Linked DNA regions of Mus musculus: all the other regions are linked to region 1. Evidence: chromatin loops called from intact Hi-C (ENCODE). Cell type or tissue: heart. All regions are shown on one strand. Links, peaks and the distances in the headings refer to the core of each region. The heading gives the core; the rest is flanking DNA. Region 1 holds the start of Cyp1b1 (cytochrome P450, family 1, subfamily b, polypeptide 1). Region 2 overlaps Rmdn2 (regulator of microtubule dynamics 2). Region 3 has its middle 56 kb from the start of Qpct.

Region 1 (8,326 bases), core at 327-8,326:
ACACTGTCTGATGCCCCCTGCCTCACATTGGAAACTTAACCTGAATCTGCATTTGTGCTCCCCACCCTGCATAACAAGTGCCTGATCACTATTCTCCCAATGTCAGGGTTGTTGGAAATAATAACTTCTTTTTCCTCATGTTCCTTTCTGTGAGCATGCTTGTATGTTTGCAGTGGATTGGAGGATCACACTGCTTACCTATAACATCCACTTAGAGGTGATAAAGGGCAGAGCTGTCTTGGGTGTTGTGTTGTCTCTAGAGAGAATCCGGCTATTGCTGACTTGTAATAAGGACAACAGCATCATAGTAACAATGGATTTGTATTATTTAACTTGATGGCCGTGATGCTCAGGATGCATGGAGTGCATTTTGGAGGCTCCTTGGCTTCCGGATGTTTTGCCCACTTTTTTTTTTCCCTTCTAATTATAAAACAAGCCCTTAATCACAGTGTGAAACCCAATGCCAATGTGGCCCGTCTAGGACCTTGAAAGAGATGTTTTCTCTCAGGGCCTTCATCTGAAGGCTGCCTGTGGCCACAGTCTCCATCTGTGAAAGACTTAGAAGAACAAAGAGCAGAGGAAGCAGAGATGAGGACAAGCCACCCTGCCTGGGTCATCTTATGCCCTGAGGTATTGCTGCTAGCCTTTGCCACAGGAGCTGGTATGTTCTCTGTATAAGCTGAAACTGTGTCTGGGAGTTGGCACACTATGAAGCATTTTAAATCCCCACTTTAAACCACTTCCCAGCTTAACTGGTCTTTTTGGAAGTTATTTGCAGGGAAGAAAAGAAGAAAAGAGGGAAAAAAGAGAGAGAGAGAAAGAAAGAGAGAGAGGGAGGGAGGGAGGAAGGAAGGAAGAAAGGAAGAAAGGAAGAAAGACTGATTCAAGGTTGAGATCTGGGAGGAAGAAATGCTGCCTTCTGTATTGTTGACTGAGAAGAGATTTCTAGGTTGAGAGCCACAGGTTGGTTGAGAAATTATGGCATTATCCCAAATACAGATGCTTGGTTAAGAGAGAACAGAACCAGATGGATCAGAAATACATACCGGTGCTTGGATTTATCTGAAGTCATCTCACCTCAAACCCCATCCCCAAGTCAGGTTTTCTTTGTGCAGCCTTCAATGTCCTAGAACTTGCTCTGTATACCAGGCTGGCTCTGTGGACTAGACTCCCAGAGATGTCCCTGCTTCTGCTTCCTGAGTGCTGCAGCTGCCGCCGCCACCACCCAGTTTCTATGAAGTGTTTATTGGGGACTAAGACTCTTCAGTGGCACCTGTAGCCTAAAAGCCCAGGTGGCCAGGCACACTCGTTTGTCATCTTTGATAAGAGCCTATCTCCCTGACACCATCTGTCCAACTGGTTCCTCTCCTTTTTGAGGCATGCCCTAGAACAGGAGCTGCGGCCAAGGACAGCGTCTGCTGTGGCAGGCAGGCGTGCACGTGATGATCTAAAAGCTACATAGCATTTGTTAAACATGAGGTCTTAGTTTAGCTTTACCCCTTGTTTTGTGCATTACAATGGAAGTTGATTTGGTTTGAAGGCAGCTTCTACCTACCTTATCTAATTCTGGCAGAGATGCTAGGAGAAAGGCTCTGAGTACAGATGGTTAAGTCCTAAATCTCTGGACAGGGTTCTGCTAAAGCCGCACACTGGAAGGTCACCACAAACTTTCTTTGGAAGAGCTTCTTATGGTTTTCGCATGTGTCTCCCCAAAGCGCATGCGCTGCCACTTTAATTTCTCTGGGTAGTGGTGGTGCTTAGGGGGAGCTTCTAGATACTGGGAGCAAAGAACGTGATGTGTTAAAATGGTTCTCCTGAGTGTTCTGCTCTCATGGACTGTAGCGGTGGCTGCCCTTTACCTTCGCCCTCCTCTCAGGAGCTGGTTTCATGTTCTTGGAGGACTTTCCTGCCTCTTGAACTATGATCTCATGTAAACCCATTGCCCCCTTTGATACATGGACCAGTCTCCAGCATTTCGTTACAACAGGAGAAAGACAAACCAAAACAGGTATGTTGGACCAGTGCAGCTCTGAGAAACCAATGGTTATTAGTAAACTAAGACACACTTGACCCACGTCATCACAGGAGAGCTAGACTATAGTATATATAAAATCTCATTCAGAAAAGACTGCAAAAGTTACTGAAAAGACTTATAAAAAGGCCTTTTCTTAGCAGGCCAGGAATTTTATTGAAAGATGTTAGACTCTCTTTCAGACATTTTCATTAAGTTCCTTTATAATGTAATCAGTTGTTTTAATGTCAGCTGTGGGACAACTTCTACTGGCCTTGCTCTTGGCCAATTCAAGGGCAAAGAGTGAGCATAGCTTTTCTCTGTGAGTCTTATAATCCTCAGTCATGAAAACAAAAAACAACATCCTTTTGGCTGATTCAAAACTTATTACACTTATGTACACGCAAGTGTGTGTGCTTTGGCATGGGCGTGGAGGTGAGAGGATTACTTGAGCCTTGTGCCCTGTGGCATCTAGTTCAGGTGGTCAGTGTTGTTAGCAAGCACCATTAGCTGTTGAGCCTCTGGCCAGATCCTATGCAAATTTTGTTTTGGTTTGTTTTGCTTGTTTTGTATTGTTCAGCAAGAAACTTGTTGATCCTCTTAAGGGTGCTTTTAATAGACCCGTATGAGGGATTTGGAGTGGAACTTTGTGAGTTTAAATCCTGTCTTCACCTATAGAGAACATTGTGATTCAGATAATAGTCTCATAATCTCTCTGAATCTCTTTATTTGTAAATGAGACAATAACACAACGCTGGGAACGGGTTATCCAGAGATCACACCAATGACCTGGGGCTACAATTCTTCCTTTATTAGAAGCAGTCTACCTCTTTCTTGGGTTGCCTTTTCCAGAGCCTAACAGAAACCTTGTTCTCTCAGGTGTTTTGCACGATACCTTGCATTGACCATAAACAAGAGCAGTTGCTTCCCAGGCCTTTTGACATCCTTGGCTTTCTCTTTGAAGAAAGCGTCCCCGAAGCTAGTTTGGGAAACAAGCTGAGTGAGTGGGGGTCGACCAGTTGGCTGCGATCGAGCATCCTCAGGGCAGGCCCTGCGGGCGGCAGCTGTGCGTGCGCCGCCAAGGGTGGTGGCGGCAGGCACCCCGCCCTTGGCCGCCGCCTCGGCGTGTCAGGTGTCGTGAGAAACGCGGGAGGGGCGGCCGCGAGCAGCGCCCAGGGAGATGACTGGAGCCGACTTCCCAGAAGCGGCGCACGCAAGGCACAGCTCCGCACGCAAGGGGGAGGCGACAGCAGAAACTTTTCAACCCAACCGTTTGTTGGCGTACAGAGCCGCCTCCTCCTCCCACTCACCGCCCCCTCTCGGGTCTGGCGCTCCAGGACTGTCTCTGGTGCCCAAGCTTGGATCACTGCCTGGGGCGACCTGAGCTGTCACGCGTGTCCAGCAGGTGGCAGAGTTCCTGTCGTTTCAACGCGGGAAGCCTTGCCTTCTGAGAGCTTTGTGTGCAGAAGGATGGTGCACGCCTTGGGGCGGGAGAACTTTAAAGGTTTCCAAATCTCAGAGGTAGAGATCTGTGCACACAAAGGGCCGCGGCCGTGGGGCCAAATGCTTTGTAAAACCTTAAGATAAAGATAAATGCAAGGCAAACCAAGCTGTCCTGATATTAAAATAGCAAGTTTCTTTTCCTGGCTCGGTGCCTAAGGATCATGAGCAAGGCACCAAACTCGAGTCACCTGGAGGAGGAGGGCGTGCTCCTGGTTGAGCTTTGCTCCAGCGCGCAGAGGCGTTGGAAATTCTGTCCCAAGCTCGGTTCTGAGGAAAGCGTGGGGGTCTTGACTGGGGGGTGGGGGGTGGGGAGGATGACTGACGACAAGCCCTTGTCGCCAAAGGAAAACTTTACAAGGCGGATCCTAACAAAGCTGCCAGCTATTGTTTCAGGAGGGTCCCAGCCAGAGGCGCGGATTTCCCACTGGACCACCCTGGGTCACTAAGCACGGATGTGAGACCCAACTCACAGATCTGTGGATTTTCGCAGTGCGTCCCGCCCCTCACGCCCCACCCCCTAAGGTCCCGCTTCCTCCAGTCTCTACCCAGTCCTTAAAACCCCGGAGTAGAGGGATGGCGCATCGCCTCTGGGGTGCGTTGCAGACACCTCTGCGACGCCAGCTTGAAAACTGCCAGCGGGCTGGGATTTAACTCCACTTTATCAACTCCCACCCCCGACCCTTCTCAACTGCAACCCCAACTCCGTGAGAAAGCCCTGACTTTGCGGGGTCCCAGGTGCAAACTTGAGACACTTTTGTCCCTGTCCTCCATCCTAATCTAAGTTTAGGCTCTGATTGAGTCAAGAGTAGGTGCTAAAGCAGCGGGCCTCAGGTGTCTAGGTCTCGGGGTCCCTGGGGACTCTCAGGTTGAAGCCTTGCCAGAATCTGGGCAGAGGCTCCAGAGCTTCTCCCAGATCCCGCTGCTCTACACCGCTGGAAACCACGCTTCATCGCAGGTCAGTCTGTCCGCGGAGCCACTTTCCTGAGGTCTCTTCAGGGCAGTTCTTGAAGGTCAGGGGTGGGGGTATTAGGTACTTTAAAAGAAACCTGCCTCAGTGTCTGCCACCCACCGGCATTGTGTCGGAATTCTGGGAACCGTTAGGCAGCTGGGGATTTGGAAGCCGATAGGTCTCTGCTGGAGGCTGAGTTGGGTAGGAAACATAGTTTTAAGCATCTTGCCCAGAAAGCTAGCCTTTACCTGAATTATGCACTGCCTCCTCTCTACTCAATCCCAGGGTAAAGCCCCATGCTGGGGCCGAGACGCGGGACGGAGGGCACTCTTTTTTTCCTTTGCACACCTGAGTTTCACGGTTTGCCTTTGTGTCCCCAGCATGGCCACCAGCCTTAGTGCAGACAGTCCACAGCAGCTGAGCTCGCTGTCTACCCAGCAGACCACTCTTCTGCTACTCTTCTCCGTCCTGGCCGCCGTGCACTTAGGCCAGTGGCTGCTGCGACAGTGGCAACGGAAACCGTGGTCCTCGCCCCCAGGTCCCTTTCCTTGGCCACTGATCGGAAACGCGGCGGCTGTTGGCCAGGCGTCGCACTTGTACTTCGCTCGCCTTGCAAGGCGCTATGGCGACGTTTTCCAGATCCGTCTGGGCAGCTGTCCCGTGGTGGTGCTGAATGGAGAGAGTGCCATCCACCAGGCCCTGGTGCAGCAGGGCAGCATCTTCGCGGACCGGCCGCCCTTCGCCTCTTTCCGTGTGGTGTCTGGTGGCCGCAGTCTGGCGTTCGGTCACTACTCTGAGCACTGGAAGACGCAGCGACGCTCGGCCTATAGCACGATGCGTGCTTTCTCCACGCGCCACCCGCGCAGTCGCGGTCTTCTCGAGGGCCACGCGCTGGCAGAGGCTCGAGAATTGGTGGCAGTGCTGGTGCGGCGCTGTGCGGGCGGCGCCTTCCTCGATCCAACGCAGCCGGTCATTGTGGCGGTGGCCAACGTCATGAGCGCTGTGTGCTTCGGCTGTCGGTACAACCACGACGATGCGGAGTTCCTAGAGCTGCTCAGCCACAATGAGGAGTTCGGGCGCACAGTGGGTGCGGGCAGCCTGGTGGATGTGCTGCCCTGGCTGCAGCTATTTCCCAACCCGGTGCGCACCACCTTCCGCAAGTTCGAGCAGCTCAACCGCAACTTCAGCAACTTCGTTCTGGACAAGTTCCTGAGGCACCGCGAAAGCCTGGTGCCCGGGGCTGCTCCTCGAGACATGACGGACGCCTTCATCCTCTCTGCCGAAAAGAAAGCGTCTGGGGCCCCTGGCGACGATTCCTCCGGGCTGGACTTGGAGGATGTGCCTGCCACTATTACGGACATCTTCGGAGCCAGCCAGGACACCCTTTCCACCGCGCTGCTGTGGCTGCTCATCCTCTTTACCAGGTAAAGCCTCCGGGAGGGCTGGGTCAGTCCTTCTTTTCCTCCTTTGAAAAAAGGAGTGCCTCTGGGCGCAGGGTTTGAGGTTTCGCGCTGCGTCGCCCCCCAACCCCCAATTCCTCGAAACTGAGATCTCAGGTAAGATAAGGCCGGGTTCAACTGGGCAGGCCAAGACATGTGCTCCCCCTCTATAAGTGTTGCCAGGACTTTCCAGCATCTCTGATGTTGCGCCCCACTCCCTATCCCCCCTTCCCCGTGATAGGGAACAAATGTATTAAGAGTCCTTCCCCACAAAAAAAAAAAAAAAAAAAAAAAAACCAACCAAACAAACAAGCAAACAAACAAACAAACAAACAAACAAGAATTTTACTGTGCTGGCCTATCAGCTTTGAGCCTTCCGTGGCTCAATAGAAGCAAAATTGGACCGGTTCCAAGTTTAAGGGGAATGCAGTAACTAAACACAGCGCACAGCGGGTCCCAGGGAGGCTGTGGGCCCTACTTCCAACTTCGGGCAGGGTTCTGTTACCAGGCTAAGGAAGCCAGCAGAGGTCTGTGTTCCCAGAGGACAACCTAAGAATAAGGTTTACCCTGAGGCGGTTCCACCACAAAATAAGCAGGTGGCGTCAATTCTGTGGCGTGCCATCATCCTCTAGAGAGGAGTCTAGGTGCTGGTGGGAGTCTTGATCTCTGGGCCAGGGATCAGACCTCTATAGCGCAAGGCTGAACATCAGGATTAAGCAGCGTCCCCACCTCCTCCTCGCACTCAGGTGGTTTAAGTAAATGAATCCTTTATGGGAATTTGACAATTACCTATTATTTACCTAAAATGCAGATTTACCCTGTATTTTATCTAGAAGCACTACTTGTTTTCCTAGAGAATAAGACAGCGGTTCTCAACCGGTGGGTCACTCGACCCATGTCGCCTAAAACCACAGGAAAACACAGATTCATTACAATTCATAACAGTAGCAAAATTACAATTTTGAAGTAGCCACGGAAATAATGTTATGATTGGGGGGGAGGGTCACCAAAACACGAGGGTTGCAGCATTAGGGAGGGTGAGAACCACTGCCCTAAGAAGTGCTGAAGATGCGCTCACCTTTGAATTTGTCACACAGGATCTGGTTCCTATTAGAATTCACACAATTCGTATTCCCTTAGATCTGCTTTCTCATTTTAAAAGTAACGTATATTTAAAATAGCTTTTCAATATTAAAGTCAAATCGTGGAAACATATTGGGACTAGTGAGATGAGGGGGCAGAAATTCTCTTAAAGGGCATTGAACCCAAGATTAGGAAAAAGGTCTTCCTAGAATGTATTGTCAGGTCTTTCACATCCCAAGATAAGCGAGTACTCTTTGAAAAAAGAAAAAAAAAATTATTGAGCTGTATAAGTTGTTCTCCATGTGTTCCAAAGAAATAAAACCATTTCAGGGTCACTTTCAATGAAATAAAGGTGACATTATTTTTCCTTTTCCTGAAAAGGCTATGTAACCAGAGTGGGCAAATTACGATGCCTGTTTAGATACACATTTTATTGATGCAGTCGCCACTGGTACGCCTTAAACACTGGGGCATCTCTCCAGCACAGATTTTAGCAATTTTGATGGCTATATAATACCCTGTTCTAGTTATATACATTAATATAATCAGGTTTAACATTAATTAATGCAGGTTTTGGCTGCATTGTGAGTTTTGAGCATTGCTATGATTAAACATCATTATCCCTTTTAAGCTATTTTCTGAAAATAGATTTCTAGGTATATAATATTGGATTTAAAAATGAGAGGTTAAGGAATTGCCTTTATAGAGTTTGCTGCGCAGGAAGATTTTGAGTTCCAAAAGAATTGTCCCCGTTCCTAGCAAAAGCAGTGCAGACCTATAATGGGTCCCTCATCTTACAAGCTGGGGCTCTGCTTTGTGAGTTTAGGACATGCGTAGCGTCATCTATCCAGAGACCAATAGTACTTTATAAAATAGAAACAAGGAATTGCCTAAGGATATGAGAGAAGAAAAATAATTTGCTTTCAGGGTGGCATTTTAATTTCTGTGGGTCCAGGGCCCTTTTGCCTTTGTAGATTTCTTTATAAAACATTGAAAATATATTTTATAACTACACTGATATAAAATGAACATGTTAAAGTGTGTATGTGAACATCTAGCTGTAAGTCCATTTGTTAGGTCTGTAGGTTTTAAAAGATAGGCAAATATTTTCCTGGGTGTCTAAAAGGTATACTCTTGTGCATTTTTAGACTATTAAAAACTGGAGAGTTTTATTTTCTCACAATGGAAGATAAATCCTAGACTACAAGAGGCTTATCACAGAAAAATAAAATTATTATTGTTTAACTTGTAGTACCGAGTGTGAGAAATTAGTAACCTGTTTTAGACTTTCTTTCAGAAATTGTAATTCAGTCACAGACCTAGATACTTTGTGGAATTAAA
Region 2 (8,326 bases), core at 149-8,148, 53 kb after region 1:
ATTACAACTTGCTTCAAGAAAAAGTCTCATTTTTCTCCATTCCTCCTGGAAACAATGCATTAGTACAAGGGTACATCCACCCAAGAATGACTGATTCTCCCCCCCCCCCCATACAACCCTTTACAGAAATGGTTATTTGACTGTAGATTAGACACAGTGTTTCTTCAGCAACTGGCTTATCTACTCTAAAAGTTGAGGATACATTGTTTTTCACACCTGTTTCTGTCTGTGCAAGTCTCTAGAGGACATCAGGATGCTGCTGCCTGACACAAAATGCACACATTTAACTATGCAAAGAGTGTGATAGTCTTATATTGTTTTAAAAACTGAGCTCCGGCATATGGTTTTGAGTGCTATCGTGATCGCTTCTCTGAGTGCGTATACCTTCCAAGTACAAAAATGATTGGGTAATTTCTTAAATTGGAACAGTAACATTATTATTGTTACATGGGAGACAAAAAACAAGAGCCAAAAGTCACTCACTTGCAATCAGTGAAACTCCCCTTTCAGCTGTGACTGTTCTCTTTACAGCCAATGGAACCCACCACCGTAGAGGGAGGAAGAACAATCAAGCCAGCCTATTGGAAATGACCTGAGAACTTAGAGCCAGGCAGATCACTGATCAAACGCTTTAAACGAGAATGGAGTTTGCTCCTCTGAACCCAGAGGTTGGATATTAAATGAGCACTGTTTCAGAGCACTCTGATCCCACTCTGGGAATTTGTGCTTGTTGCCTAAGGTCCCAGGATCACTGCTGTACCTGGGTTAGTGCACACAGCCTTTAAGTCATGAAGTGTTGCTCCTCAGCCTTGCTCCCTCCTCCAACTCTGACTTGGGGTTTTTGTTTCTCCATATAAACGGTGTTCATGATATCACATAAGTTGACAGGATTTTTGCTGGTGATGTATCAAATTTCTGGATTATACTGAGAAAACTGACATCTTGGCAATTCTGGGGCTATGAACCCACAGCACGAACTGGCTCTCCATTTACATAGTTCTCCATATCACTATTAGAGTTTGCAGTTTGTCTCATAGAGATCTTGTACATATTTTATATGTATTTTAAACCCTAAATATTTGAGTTTGGGTGCATGTTACTGCAAATGGCAATGTATTTTAATTTTAAATTTCAATTACATATCCCTAGTATATTAAATTGACTGGGTGTTGTACATTAATTTGGTATCCTGCAACCTTGCGTTGCTGACTAAATTCTAGGGGTGTAAAGGCTGTCACATCTTCAGCAAGGAGTCAAGGTTTTTCCTTCTTGTCCGTCTCTCTCACATTCTTCTGTGCATTCACCAGAATTCTCAGAAGAACCAGGAGAGCCATGGTGTGAGGAACACACCTACCCTGCCTTATCTCCCATGCATATGCGGCAGGAGAGCCACCCTCTTACATCAGCAATGATGCTAGCCATGGCTCCTCTGGGGTTTGTTCTCTGCTAAGCGGAGGCAGTTCCCACTCTTCTGGTTTTTGAGAGGTTTTGTTTGTTTTACTTTCCACGAATAATAATTGTCTGTCCACTGTGCTTTTCTGTATCTATTGATGTCAGCATATGATCTTTCTCCCTCTTCAGTTTATTAATGAACTAACTAGCTGACTTTTACATGTCAAACAGGCTTCTCAAAAGCCCAGGAAAGAATCCACACGGCCACTGTGTATGCTTTTCCTACATCGTTGCGGTTCAGTTTGCTACTACATTTTGAAACAAGTTCTATACCTATAGCCACGAGAGATGCTGGCCAGAAGGCATACAGTGGTGCGGGGCTACACAGAGGCTCTGGAAGAGCTGGCAGAAACGTGGTGTGTTCTTTCCTTAAATATGTGATAGAATTTACCAATGGAGCCTCGTATTTCCTATTATTATTTACCCTATGTCTTTAACAAACAAAGGCCTAAGTTGACTGTTTATGCAACAATTCAATATTTTTGAAATGCTAAAATTCGGCTGCATCATTCCTTCCGAAGACTTCTAGACTATGGAGTATTTTCAGTCCTTCTAAGTTACTATGAGTGAAGAGAAAAGGCAAAGGAATTCCATGAACTATAAACATTATAGGAAGTACTTGTACTCTTTCACATAATGTACCCCTAGGGACTTAGGACAAGTATAATCTGTTCTGAAATCTGTCTTGAGTCTAAAACATTACTTGCTTTCCTCTGTGCCATAAACTCCAAGGTCACTTGTTCGCTTTCCCCCAAAGGCTCATCACCTCCTTTCTTCTAGTCAACTCTAGTTATGATATGTGTATATTATTTTTATAGTGCTCATTTTAAAATGTAATTTAATATTTTATTTCCCAAACTCAAGTCTGACGGGAATCCTGCCTAAGCCACTTTACATGACGGTGAATTACCTCCATCTAGAGGTTATTTGAGGTACTGCTGCTTTCATAAGACTTGCTCATATATAATGTGTACACACACACACACACACACACACACACACACACACACACACGTATATGTTTGCATTGATATTGAATATACTATTAAAAGGGACAGTCATATAGCTTCAACACAACCCTACTCACTTCTTGCCTATTTGTGATTCAGCACTAACACTGTGCACACAGTAGGGATCAGAGGATCACTGTGCACACAGTAGGGATCAGAGGCAGCCTCTTGGAATAGAAGGAGGGCTGAAAACATCAGAACACAACAGCTAAGTTCTAGTTTCTGCTTTTCCACTCATTGTGTGGCTCTGCTTCCTAATCAACACACACACACACACACACACACACACACACACACACAGAGCATTGCTTCTGTATTTAGGCAACAGAAACAGACTGTTGTGTGACTCATATGCTATAAGGAGTGTAGCTATAAGTCATAAACAGTAGAGCACAATAGAGCATGACTCATATGAGAGATATATTTATACCTACAGCCAAACCCATTTGGCCAACATATTATAAATATATTTTATTATCTTGACCCCAGAGTATTTTAGGTTGATATGATAAAGGCAACAGAATCTTACAGAATGCTTCTGTAGTCTTAAAGTTACAGTTGGGAAGTTTTTCCCAAGTTGACCTATAATCCCAGCTATCCAATGAATATTTGTTTTGCAAAACAGATGAGTGGATTTAGCCTTCACAGCACAGTTTGCCATTCTTGTTGACTGAATGAGAAAAGTTTTATTAATGCCTTAATTTACCCTGAAAGACTTCCAGAAGAATAAGATTTTCCCTCAGCACTGTGAGGTGCTGTGGATCTCCCTGGTGCTGTTCGTATTTTGATGCTAATTCTGCTTCTTCGTGATGAGAAGTTGGTCACACACTTTGGTGAGTCCATGTGAACCTTCTCCCCATTTTAACTGGTTGATAAAGATGGCAGAAGCTAATCGGTGAGTGAAGGATAAAGAGGGATTTCCGGGTCCCAGGAAGAAGAGGAGGAGAGAGAGAGGGAGAGGAATTCGGATGAGGCTGTGGAGCATGGAACTCTTGGGGACCGATAATTTGTAGCCTATGGTGGCTGCAGAAGCTAAGAAGGATGGTATAAGAAAATCTTCGCCCGCCCAGCAGTTGGCTGGTTTTAAAATATTGAAGCTGTCTGCTGCACTCAGGTGGATAGGAGAAAGACATAGCTGCAGCTCGGTCATTAGAGGTTTGACAAAGTTAGCTGTTGGGGGCTGGGTGAGACTGTTGCCGGCCCCTGCAACTGCATACATTTTAAAATTACATGCAACAGGGCTAGCTATGAGATCAGTTTATCCACGTGTTATTTCACAAGTCAAAACTTAAGATTCTCTTTCATTCATTACCACAATAAGTTTTAATATTTGATTGATTGAAGGGCTTTCTATTGAGTAGACAGAATACATTTTGAGAGTGAATGTTAAACTGACATTAAAATTTATCAAATTTCCATCAGTTGAATTGATCTTAACATTTTAAAAAATTGATAGTGAATTTAAAAAAAAATTACACGAAATAATTGGATCATTACTTTGTGATGATTTAACTTATTCTGCGAATTAAGTCCTGTTGTCATAATCAAGGTATTAGATTCACAACAAAAATGGAAAGAGGGAGTGGAGGAGGTTAAGGGAAGGCAGGGTAGGCAACATACTGAGGGGGACTAAGTGCTGACTACTGTAGCAAGCCAGGGCTCAGGTACTACAGAGCCGGCAGAGAAGATCCGATATTCTCTGTGAAAACTCAGAACTCACATTGATAAAGGGCCTCACTGAAGACAGTGTATATTTCTCATGTGATTGCTCATGGGTCCAGAGGACTGCTGGACAGACGGAAGAGCAGAGAAAGGCCAAGAGGAAGAAGAGGGAGCAGAAGTGAGAGGAAGGCCTCGGAAGGAGGCGTAGGGAGGAGAAGAGGAAGTCAGTTAAAGGGGAAACACGAGTGTTTGCTTGCACCCTGATCTTGCTGACCAGGTCCCAGGCACCCAGTTTCAAAGATGAAGAGAGAGGATAGCGTTCTCAGTACAAACTCGTTTCAAGTACTCCTCAAAGTGAAGGAACACAAGTGCTTTATCACGCATGCCAGTTTTAAAGTATACAAGATGATCTAGGCAAGCTAAGGAGAGATATAAAATCCAAGACGCCTACACATTGCAGTGATCTTTTAAGTCTGTACCAGCGAGTTCACCTCTCAGTTGCCCCCTCCTCCGGCCTTAACTGAAGCACCAAAGTGTGAGCTGCCTTCCCACTCTGAAGTAGCCTCTTCAGGGGGCTTCCACCAATGTATGCCGTGCCGAAGACCAAGTCACATGTTCTAGCTCCTTAAGCTCACTTCACATTTTGGCATGTGTCTCTTAGAAGTTGGAGTACACAAAAACTACTGGATTTTGTTCAGAAAGTTAAAGCAAGTCCTTGTGAATGGAGCGCCCCCTGCTGATGACAGAATAAACAGACAGCTTTGCTGTTAGGAATCTTGGGAACAGCGAAAAGATAGCTGTTTTAGATAGATTTTGCCTAGGGATGTCCCTAAAGAAACAAAATAGCCCCGGAGAGGGTAAATTTATGAAAAGCTACTATGGTGGTTTGAATATGCTTGGCACAGGGAGTGGCACTATTTGGAGGTGTGCTCTTGCTGGTCGAAGCGTGTCAAGTGGGCAGTGGCTTTAAGACTCTTTCACACTAGCTGCCTGGAAGCCAGTAATCTGCTAGCAGCCTTCAGATGAAGATGTAGACCTCTCAGCTCCTCCTGCACCATGCCTGCCTGGACCCTGCCATGCTCCCACCTTGACGATAATGGACTGAACCTCTGAAACTTTAAGCCAGCCCCAAATTAAATGTTGTCCTTATAAGGGTAGCCTTGGTCATGGTGTCTGTCCACAGCAGTAAAACCCCAACTAAGACACCTACATTCAAGAAATGACCATAAGTTAATTTTCTGCTGTATCTAGGGTAACTGTGTGCTCATTTAGCCTGGGAGAGAAACAAAGCCTGAGGTGGTGGCAACAACTAGGAATCTAAAAATATAAAACTGACCAACAAATAAAAGGAAGGATAATTTAGAACAATATATTTTTCTTTGCTTTTTTTCAGTGTAGAAGGAGGACACATCCCTTTGGGGGGGGGGAACAAACAAACAAAAAAACCCCCAAAAAAACAAAGCAACCAGCCAGAACCAGGAAGTGGCTTTCCTCCTTTGCTCCAAAGTTCCCCATCCTATGTCACCCAAGTTTGTCCCCGGTTTGGTGATCCTAAGTCACAGACTGGATTTCCCTTGACCTGTGGAATTTGTTTCCTGTTACTCATCAGGTTAAAGAAAATGACCCCTCACTTCCAATCTTTGGAACACCGGTGCCACATTTTGCTCAGAAACATGTCATAACTTTAGTATATGTTTTCAAAAACCTATATCTAATTAGATTTAATTATAGTTTATCCTCAAAGGCATGAGACTTGTTAGGTTCTCAGGAACTACTCAAATTTAGAGCATAATCTAAGGAGAAATATGTGAGAACAAATGTAACCATGACACTACCCACTGTCTTTTTCTGCGAGCGAGCGAGGAACCGTGGCTGGTCAGTTCAGTGCAGCAATGTGTTAAATTTATGAAATTCTTAGGCAAATGGACGGAACTAGAAAATATCATCCTGAGTGAGGCAACCCAATCATAAAAGAACACACATGATATGCACTCACTGATGAGTGGATATTAGCCCAGAAGCTCAGAATATCCAAGATACAATTTGCAAAACACACGAAACTCAAGAAGGAAGATCAAGTGTGGATGCTTCAGTCCTTCTCAGAAGGGGGAACAAAATACTCATGGGAGGAGTTACAATGTATGGAGCAGAGACTGAAGGAATGACCATCCATAGACTGCCCCACCTGGGGATCCATCCCATATACAACCACCAAACCAAGACACTATTATAGATGCCAACAAGATCTTGCTGTCAGGAGCCTGATATAGCTGTCTCCTGAGAGTCTCTGCTAGTGCCTGACAAATACAGAAGTGGATGCTCTCAGCCAACCATTGGACTGAGCACAGAGTTCCCAATGGAAGAGCTAGAGAAAGTACCCATGGAGCTGAAGGGGTTTGCTGCCCCATAGGAGGAACAACAGTATGAACCAGCCAGTACCCTCAGAGCTCCCAGGGCTAAAGGAGTACACATGGAGGGACCCATGGCTCCAGCCGCATATGTAGCAGAGGATGGCCTTGTTGGTCATCAGTGGGAGGAGAGGCCCTTGGTCCTGTGCCCCAGTGTAGGGGAATGCCAGGACTAGGAAGCAGAAGTGGGTGGGTTGGTGAGCAGGACGAAGAGGGAGGGGACTGAGGTTCGGAGGTGAAACCAAAAAAGGGGATAAAATTTGAAATGTAAATAAAGAAAATATCTAATTTTAAAAAAGGGACACCCTGCGGTGTGGAGAGAGGCATGCATACTGGGGAGGTAGGGCTGCGGGGACCCCGCATGCTTACCACAGATGGCAGTGTCCATTCATGGGCGCTCTGGTAATAGCTCTCTCTCCTAAAGTTTTTCCTGAAAGACAGAGAGACAGAAGTTTAGTGTCATTATAGGAGTGGGTAGGAAGTAGAGTCTCCAGTCAAGACAGTGGCTCCTAAGTCGGGTCCTGAGGTGGAAAGTGTTTGTTCCCCTTGTGCTTGTCAGATGAGGTCATTCAGCCCAGGGTCAGTTGCTTCCTCTGGGAGTCGGGTTCTTGATCTACGTTTTACCAGCTTCCAAGCACGGTGCTTGTAATCAATTCAAACATCACGTGCTGAATGCTTATTAGCTACTGTATTGTGTGAACATTTGGGGATAAGACATCACATTAGAGCTGGTCCATGACTTCCAGGGCCCAAAGTCCTCACTACACAGCAAATCCATAATCAGGTAACCTGATCAATTAGAGCAATGTCAAGAGAGCACAGCGTGTGTGAGGGCGGGGACCGGCCAGGGAGCTGGCCTGCTCAGTCACGACAAGAATGGGTTCAGGGAATAAATGGAGCCCTTAAATTATTATCCTCAGTTTATCAACAAGGAGATTTTGATTATTTGGCATTACTAAAACATAGGAGATTTTTAAAAAGATTTTAAGTAAATTCATAATGTCAGTACAGTTCAAATTTGTTGTTTTATGAATTAAAGAGTTATAATGATTTGAAATTGAGGTGAAATATTTGAGCAGGATGGCTGTGGCATATGCCTTTAATCCCAGCACACAGCAGACAGAGTCAGGCGGCAGATCTCTGTAGGTTTTAGACCATCGTGGTCTACACAGTGAAGTCAGAGTGGGACTCCCTGCTGATAAGATAAAGCTGATTTCGAAAGACAGTCTAAGGTCCAAAGTGACACACTGTTTTTCCTCAAAGGTACTATCTAAGTTTTTGCTTAAAAATAAGTAGAAATGTCCTTAGTAAGCTAAAAGATGAATGCATGTCAGTCTTAATTTTATATAAAGAGAAAGGGTAATGTAGGCATATTTATCCACATAAGGGTTATAATTTCAATTTAAAAGATAATGCTTTTTCTGTTGCCAAAAAGGACCCCCGCCCCGCACCCCCCAGGGAAGATCTATTTTGCTAGTCAATGTAAGACCCAGAATTAGGGTTAGGACAAGGCTCTTTGCTTTTATCTTTCCAGAAGAAGAAAAGCGTCCAACTAAGGAATCCTAAGACCACTGGACAGAACAAACATAATACTGTTAAGCTTACTAACTGTATTGCATGCTAATTATCAACTTGGCAACACAGAATACAAATGTGTTTTGTCAGAGGAGATAAATAAATCAAATGAACATACACGTCCTGGAGTCGATGTGATATTGTTTTAAATGTAAAAAGATACGGGATTAATGTCAATTGAGGTCTAAACGTGATACCCCATCATTTTATCCAACAGGA
Region 3 (8,326 bases), core at 301-8,300, 610 kb after region 1:
CCCAGGGTTTGAAGACCTTTGTTGCTGTCATAAGACAAGTGACTTGAACACTCAGCTCACATGGGTCAACCTATTCTCTTTAGCCAAGGCTTCTAATTTGTCCAGTCAGTCCCAGTGCAAATGAAATGGGTGTCTACAGTTGGTATGCCCACGTGAATATCCCAGGAAGATCTTATAAACACAATTCTTAGAAACCCATGTCCAGGTGGTTAATAAAGAGCTTTGGTATTGTAGATTTATTTTTTTTTAACAAAGATGGGGAAATTGTTAAAGTCATACACTTCAAAGATAAGTGTGCTTGCGCCTGGAGATAGGGCTCAGCAGTTAAGATCATTGTATGGGCTTCCAGAGGTCCTGAGTTCAATTCCCAGCAACCACACAGGGGCTCACAGCTATCTATAATATGATCTGATGCTCTCTTCTGGTATGCAGGTGTACATACAGATAGAAAAATATATTTTTTCTTTTTTTAAAAGGTAAATGTCCGGATCTGAATTCTGCTTCAGCATAGCATGCGCTCATCAAATTTCTCATCGTTGTGACAAAACACCATAAAGAAACATCTTAAGGGAGAAAAAACATGTTGAACTCCAGTTGCCAGAGGTGTTGGTTCTCCGTGGCACAGCGAAGGCGTGGTAAAAGCTGAGTAGACACACCTTGGCAGTCCAGGAAAGCCAGCAGTAGCTTGGCTTGCTATTTCTTTCCTCTTCTTATTCCATCTGGGCCTTCAGACCGTGGGACAATGTCACCCACACTCAGGTTCATCATTCCCTCTCCACTAAGCCATCCTGAAAATGTCCTTACAGATACATTAAGACGTGTGCCTCGGTCTCCCCGGTGACTCTCAATCTAAACACATCAACAACAGCGATTAACCATCTCAATACTTGTACCATGTTAACAAGTTAACCTCTCCAAGACTCAGTTTCCTTATTTAGAAAGGAGGCTGTCTAAAATAGATATCTCTATAAGGTTATCAATTTTTAATTATAGGATGCTTCAAGAATACACTCATTAGGCAAAAGCGAATGTCTTTCCCCTCTCCTTGTGCGTGTGTGCGTGTGTGCGTGTGTGAGTGTGTGTGTGTGTGTGTGTGTGTGTGTGTGTGTATGATGCATGTGTACACATTCCTAGAGAGCCTTGCAGGCTGTGCTGACTGACTGTATTTCTCTCAGTAGCAGGTCAGCACCACATAGGCTGCTGGGTTGGATACAATCAGCAACACATAGAAAAGAAAAATAGCCAAGCCCTCGGGCACTCGGGGTTGTGACCCTTGGGAGAGACTTCAAATTTTATATTTGAACTCTATTGACTTACTAACAATGCATTCTCCCACAGCCCTTCAAAGATGATCCTGAAAATAAATGGATAAAGAGCTGCAAGAAGAAACATGAGGCAAAGTCGACACCTACTGGCAGCCTGAGGTTCATGCAGAAAGCAGTCATCCCGGAGTTCAGTTGCCCTAAACCCAGATGAACCCTGAATGCGAATTGTCACCCTTTTATGTGTGAAGTCTACTGTCAAGGAAACAGAGATCTGGACAAAGGTTTATATGCAAAACTTCATCAGGTATTGTTTATTTATGAAAGTAAAATATTAGAAATACTGAGGGAGATTAAAATAAATACACTCTGATTTATTCCTGCAATGGACTACCATGGAGCCATTAAAAACTGTTTTCAAATCATTTATTAACATACAATGTTCTTTAAAATAATTCAAGAAAGGATATTATATGTGCAAAGTATGGATAGGATAATGATTGACAGTAAAATTTATATGAATAGGAAAAGATTATATATATATTCTATGTATACACACATATACACATATATATACATATACATATGTATATATTCATATATATTCATTCATAGGAAGAAATCTAAGAAGGCCAAGAGCTCAGAGTCCGAGTGCTTGTCTGGCATGTACAAGGCCTGAGTCCAATGCATATCTCTGCAAAAGGAAAAGAAAAGAGGGAATGGAGGGAGAGAAATATTACTGTTTTCTTATTTCTATACCTCTATACTTTTCAAACTTACTGTAATAACTGCATTGCTTTAGAAAATATTAAAGAGCAATAAATAAGAACTTTTCAGCCGGGCGTGGTGGCGCATGCCTTTAATCCCAGCACTCGGGAGGCAGAGGCAGGCAGATTTCTGAGTTCGAGGCCAGCCTGGTCTACAAAGTGAGTTCCAGGACAGCCAGGGGTATACAGAGAAACCCTGTCTCGAAAAACCAAAAAAACAAAAAAACAAAAACAAAAAAACAAAAAAACAAAAAAAAACCAACAAAACAAAACTTTGTGAAGCAATCATTTCAATGACTTTAAAAAAAAAAAAGAATAGTAGCTATAAAAAACGAAGGAGCGGTGGTGTTAAAGATCCGAGGTGGACTACTGGAGCTCCGCCTCGGGAGCTGCCTCAGAGGGGCCAAACAAAAGCGGAGTCTGGTCCTCATGGCCGTGCTAACTGCATCTTGACTTCCTAATTTAGCAGACAAAGTTAGAAAGTAAGGGCAGCAGGAGCAGACACGCAAGGCAGCATCAGTATTGCTCCTAGGAAGCCCGCCCAGAGGATGTTCTCAGATGCTAGTGGCAGCCTATTGGTATCACCTGTGTGGAGGGTTTTCTTCTGTCCTTGGCTGTGCGTAAAAAGTCTGCTCACCAGAGTAGATTAATCCAACTCTGTCTCTTCGGTGAATGTCTGACTCATTTCTCCCCCGGAGTATTTCAAGGTCCTGGCTCTTACACACACCAGCAAGTCACTACACTCCTCTGATCTTTACCAGTCTCATTGTTAAACGTGACAAGAGCCTCGCAGCTGACTGTGGATGCCACCTTTATATAAAATACCGTCCCTTGAAAGTAACCCCAACCAAAATGCTAACCAAAACTACAATTAGATTCTAGACCACCCCTGTCAGAATGGTTATCACTAAAATAGCAACCGAAAGCTGACAAGCATGGTGTAGAGGGAAAGTGTGAAGTTCTCTGACCATTCGAGACATCAGGAGGTGGTTCCTCAGTAATTCCTAATATAGAATTACTATATGATCCCAGCTATGTTTTCTTTTCTAGAAATGTACCCAAAGGAGACTAAATTAAAATACTACAGAACCACTTATCTGTCCATGTATATCGAAACACTATTTACTATCGCCAAGTTATAGGACCAGATTACAATGTTCATCGATAGATGAATAGTAAAGAAAATGGGTATAAATAATGAAGCCATGACATCTTCAGAAAAAATGGATGGAACTAGGGATGATAAGGGAAATAGGTCAGTTACAGAATTATGATAAATATTTCATGTTCTTCACATGTAGAGTGTGTGTGTGTACATGTGTGTAGGGAGAGAGGGAGTAGACTAGAAGAGGGAAGGGGAACGAGAGAAATAAGAAAGGGCAGAGAAATACATGAGACATGAAAGAGGAAGGGACAAGTGTTGAGGGGAAAAGGGGGAGAGAGTTGTGTGTGAATAAGAACAAAGAATGCAGTGTGTTTATAAAATTCATATTGAAACCCATTCCTTTGTTATCACATGAAAATTAACAAACAGGAAAGAAAGCAGCCTTGTGTAAGGTCATACTCGTGAGCATCCTTCATGAATAATTAGTGCCAGACATTCTCACACGCTGTTTTTAAAAGTGTTAATTCACCTAATTAAAACCCTGTGAGTGAAATCCCAATATCCACATGAGAGAAAGGAAATATAGCCTGATCAATGTTGAATGTGTTTTATATTGAAGAATCGGGATTTGAATTCAGCCACAAGGCCAAAGGTAAAGCCCTTGAACACTACTCAGAGTGGCCACATGGCTTTTAGGGCTCAACAAATCCCTGCAGAGAATGAGGTTGCAGCTGAGGATATCGTGGCCCAGAAAAACACTGTGATTGGCCCAGACAACTAACAAGAAACACCGCAGACTTCACTTCCAAGGACAGTGAGGCCCCTGCCCCATCTTAAGCCAATGTGGTTCCTTGTTCCGGAGCCTGCACTGGGGTTTCTGCTTCCATTTAGCACCACTTCCCTTGTCTGGTAACCAGAAACTTGAAGTCCACCCTGTTATTCAATGGTCAAATTACATACTCTAAACGGTACTTGGTGAACCTTTGAACTTCTGTGGAAACTGAAGGTCCGCACAATCAAGTTTCCACCACCGTAGGGAACAGAGAGGGGAAGCAGGACATCTCCTGTAGGAAGGGGCCACAGTCATGAAATAAGAAGTCTCTCCAAGACACAGGCAAACCCCAGCTTCGGCATCATAATGAGATCTCCTGGGGCCTTTTCCTCTCCAGCCACCATATCCACAAGGCCAAGCTCTACCTAAGATGATATACTGGCTGGTTTTGTGTGTCAACTTGACACAACTGGAGTTATCACAGAGAAAGGAGCTTCAGTTAAGGAAATGCCTCCATGAGATCCAACTGTAAGGCATTTTCTCAATTAGTGATCAAGGGGGAAAGGCCCCTTGTGGGTGGGACCATCTCTGGGCTGGTGGTCTTGGTTCTATAAGAGAGCAGGCTGAGCAAGCCAGGGCAAGCAAGCCAGTAAAGAACATCCCTCCATGGCCTCTGCATCAGCTCCTGCTTCCTGACCTGCTTGAGTTCCAGTCTTGACTTCTTGGTAATGAACAGCAGTATGGAAGTGTAAGCTCAATAAACCCTCCCCGGCCCCCCACCCAACTTGCTTCTTGGTCATGATGTTTGTGCAGGAATAGAAACCCTGACTAAGAGAAATTGGTACCAGCATAGTGGGGTATTCCTGTGACAACCTGACCATGTTTGGGGGAGGACTGTGGAAGGACTTTGGAACTTTGGGCCAGAAGATCCATTTGGTGTTAAGAGCTCTGTGAGATGTTGTGTAGGAGCTTGGAAGATAATGTTGAGAACAGTGCAGAAGATGGAGGCCAGGCTTGTGAAATTTCAGAGGGAAAATTAAAGACTCTTTTCAGGGCCATTGTTATTTTGTGAAGATTCTGTGGTTCTAATTAGCTGGGGCTGAAGAATCAGCTGTGATTAACAAGATACCAGAACTACTAAAGTGAAACTTTTGTATTACTGGGACTATTGATGCTGGTTAGATGGAGCTAAGAAATTAGCGGTGATTAAGAAGAGACCAGCATCATTGAGGTGACATCTTCTGGGAAGTGTTTTCTGAGAGCACGGTGGCTGTGTTCCAGATATAGCCAAGATTGTACCTTGTGCTGTGGCTGGACTTGGTAATGTGAAAGAGTCACCCAGGTGGTACTAGTTTTGAAGGCATGAAGTGGTCATGAAGAGCAGCTGAGACTCGGCACCGAGAGAGGCCATGGAAGGCCATTGGTGAAGGTGCAGCCTCAGTTGCAATTGATGGCCCAGAACTGAAGGGGTCCTGCAAAGGAGTTGAGGCTTGGCACCATGAAGAGAGCCTATGAGAGGCTGTTGGTGAAGCCTAGTTACAGCAGAAGACAGCAGTGTTTTGGAGATGCCAGTACCACGAGATGACCACCAAGAGCAGCAGCAGCAGTGGAGTACAGGCATCTGGAGCCTGGAGGACGATGCATGTGCTACAAAGGACATGGCTAGAGAAGTGTTCCAAGCCCTTGGAGGAGCCCAGAAGATCTTGAGTTGGATCCCAGACATTGGCCAGTTGGAGTTTAAGATTCTATAGTTCTGGTTAGCTGGGGCTAAAGAAAGCTGTGATTAACAAGATACCAGAACTATTAAAGCAAAACCTTTGCGTTACTGGGACTATTGATGCTGGTTAGCTGGAGATAAGAAATTAGCGGTGATTAAGAAGAGACCAGCATCGTTGAGGTGACATCTTCTGGGAAGTGTTTTCTGAGAGCACAGTGGCTGTGTTCCAGATATAGCCAAAGTTGTACCTTGTGCTGTGGCTGGACTTGGTAATGTGTAAGGGTCACCCAGGTGGTACTGGTTTTGAAGGCATGAAGGGATCACGCAGAACAGCTGAGGCTCAGCACTGTGAGAGGCCATGGAAGGCCATTGGTGAAGGTGCAGCCTCAGTTGCAATTGAAGGCCCAGGACTGAAGGGGTCATGCAGTGTTTTGGAGATGCCAGTACCATGAGATGACCACCAAGAGCAGCAGCAGCAGTGGAGTACAGGCATCTGGAGCCTAGAGGATGACGTGTATGCTACAAAGGGCATGGCTGGAGAAGTGACCCAAGCCCTTGGAGGAGCCCAGAAGATTGTGAGTTGGATCCCAGACATTGGATGGTTGGAGATTGACTTTTGCTTTTGATTGTGACTGTGCTCTGATATTTTCCCTCTTGAAGGAAGAAACTATTTTAGTGGAGCCCACAGTTAAAAGACTTTTAATTATAAAAAGACTTCAGATTTTAAAAGAGATCAATATTTTAAAGAGATTGAAAATTTAAACATTTAAAGTTATTTAGAGCTTGGGGATGAATAAGAATGTAACGGTTGAGGCTTAGTAGTGATGTGTTTGTGTGTCAAGTTGACAAGGGGTCAATTGTACTGGCTGTTGTGTCAACTTGACACAGCTGGAGTTATCACAGAGAAAGGAGCTTCAGTTGAGGAAATACCTCCATGAGATCCAACTGTAAGGCATTTTCTCAATTAGTGATCAAGGAGGAACGGCCCCTTGTGGGTGGGACCATCTCTGGGCTGACAGTCTTGGTTCTATAAGAGAGCAGGCTGAGCAAACCAGGGGAAGCAAGCCAGTAAAGAACATCCCTCCGTGGCTTCTGCATCAGCTCCTGCTTTCTGACCTGCTTGAGTTCCAGTCCTGGCTTCTTTTGGTGATGAACAGCAGTATGAAAGTATAAGCTGAATAAACCCTTTCCTCCCCAACTTGCTTCTTGGTCATGATGTTTGTGCAGGAATAGAAACCCTGAATAAAACAAACGCCAAGTTGGGGAAGTCAGTGAGGGACAGGGTGATGAGAATTTAAGTCAAGGTTCTCTGTCCAGAAGCAGGGGGGTGAAGGCAACTTTGAGCATTCCTGAAGGTTGAGGTCTTGAAACAGCTGACGTGCTCTTCATCCACCACTAAAGGCCATGCCGCCACTGCCCTGCGTCTACAGTGCATCAAAAACCAGAAGTAATTCACCTACACATTTTCTCCTGGAAGTTTTCACGTTTCCTTCCTTTTTAAAAAATATGTCCATGTTTGGGAATTTTTTAAAGTATCTCTTTCCATTATGAAATATTATTAGCCTCTTGGTAACTAATGCAAAAGCAAAGCAAAACAAAAAAGACAGGCGCGTTTGCACACACACACACACACAACTAGAACACTCTAAGTCGCATCTGTTCATAGGATCTACCTAAGGAGGGTGGCCAACTGACATTCACTGAGATTATTTCCTTTTTACCAACGACAATGCGACAGACCCCAGAAGGCTACTGGGTCACCATTATGACCTACAGTGTCCATTCCAATCTCAAATGCCCACGTGGCTCTACTGTCCACCTTTCATTTGAGTCCCATGTCCCTAATTCCACTGCAATTAACTCATTTATCTAGAAAGTTCTCAAATGAGCAAAGCAAAGACCTCCACTTTAGCAGTGTTTACATTTATTTTTAAAACGTTCAAATTTTAAAAATTTTGTTTTTATTAGTGATTCATTAAAATTTAATTTCCAAATTAAAAAAAATAAAAATAATTAAGTAAATCATGCAGTATTTTAGCAGGTGATTAAAGAAAGGATAGAACACAGAAAAATCAAGGTCTCAATTTTAAATTCAGGGCTCAGGGAAGATTTAGCAGCAAGATTACGTTTTCTGACAAGGCTCAGAAGAAGAAAAGTCAAGAAGTATCTTTCTGGGGAGGGGACTTCTCTAGGCAGAGGAAATAGCAGAGTGTTAGGGCACAAGGGGTTGAGTCATCTTAATGGAAATGTCTAGAAAAGTAACTTTCTTCTTGTAGGTTTTAGAAAAAGAACCAAGAAGTTAGGGGAATTTATATTTATATAGTTATATTTAGTGATTTTTAACAACTCTCTTGGTTAAAAATATATAACATCATAAGACATAACAGTAACAAACAAATGTATTATTTGTTGTAAGAAATTTTTCTAAAGAGGGATGTTAGGCAATATTTGGGACCTTTGCTCCCATACCAATAGTTTTTATTGTTGTGCAGGTGACTCTCCTCCCCATTTTAGTTTTTAGCCTGTATTCCCAGGAAACCTTAATGACTCCTATAATTAGGGCTCCCAGAAAGCCTTGACGTCTGATATAATTGGAGCCTAATCACATACCAGGAGTGACTGGAACTACCAAGGAGTGACCTTGGCCATCTCCTTGCTTGAAGGACTATTAACACTTAGCAAGTTCAGTTGTCATTGTTTTAA

Evidence for each region. Hi-C counts contacts between places; a loop is a spot of excess contacts. Peaks named below come from ENCODE experiments on the same cell type or tissue, not always from the same donor. Only the 100,000 strongest peaks of a DNase experiment are listed, where the experiment ranks them.
Region 2: it touches region 1 in a loop (4-fold over the local background); 11 of 42 quality-filtered maps call a loop at or near these places.
Region 3: it touches region 1 in a loop (6-fold over the local background); 5 of 42 quality-filtered maps call a loop at or near these places.

Annotation. Positions count from the first base shown.
Region 1 is chr17:79,710,830-79,719,155 of GRCm38, reverse strand. Cyp1b1 (cytochrome P450, family 1, subfamily b, polypeptide 1) reads left to right here and starts at 4,095. Exons shown (of 3, transcript NM_009994.2): 1 at 4,095-4,469; 2 at 4,844-5,887. The coding sequence starts at 4,845. RefSeq lists enhancers at 3,070-3,098, 3,211-3,240, 3,231-3,261, 3,024-3,292 and promoters at 3,024-4,222, 1-4,228. In heart, for the core only: a CTCF peak has its summit at 3,399 (motif pointing right); DNase peaks (open chromatin) are centred at 3,345, 4,085, 4,975, 5,495 and 1 weaker place; H3K4me3 peaks cover 3,659 bases; H3K27ac peaks cover 2,456 bases; H3K27me3 peaks cover 5,201 bases.
Region 2 is chr17:79,658,049-79,666,374 of GRCm38, reverse strand. Rmdn2 (regulator of microtubule dynamics 2) reads right to left here. Exons shown (of 11, transcript NM_001368314.1): 5 at 6,902-6,962. The region is part of intron 1 of Gm33006 (a long non-coding RNA gene); the gene reads left to right. Among named protein-coding and RNA genes, the nearest start is that of Gm33006, 5.7 kb to the left of the region's middle. In heart, for the core only: CTCF peaks have their summits at 2,353 (motif pointing left) and 4,858 (motif pointing left); no DNase peak of the experiment used is centred there.
Region 3 is chr17:79,104,111-79,112,436 of GRCm38, reverse strand. No RefSeq gene overlaps it. Among named protein-coding and RNA genes, the nearest start is that of Qpct, 56 kb to the right of the region's middle. In heart, for the core only: a CTCF peak has its summit at 1,417; no DNase peak of the experiment used is centred there.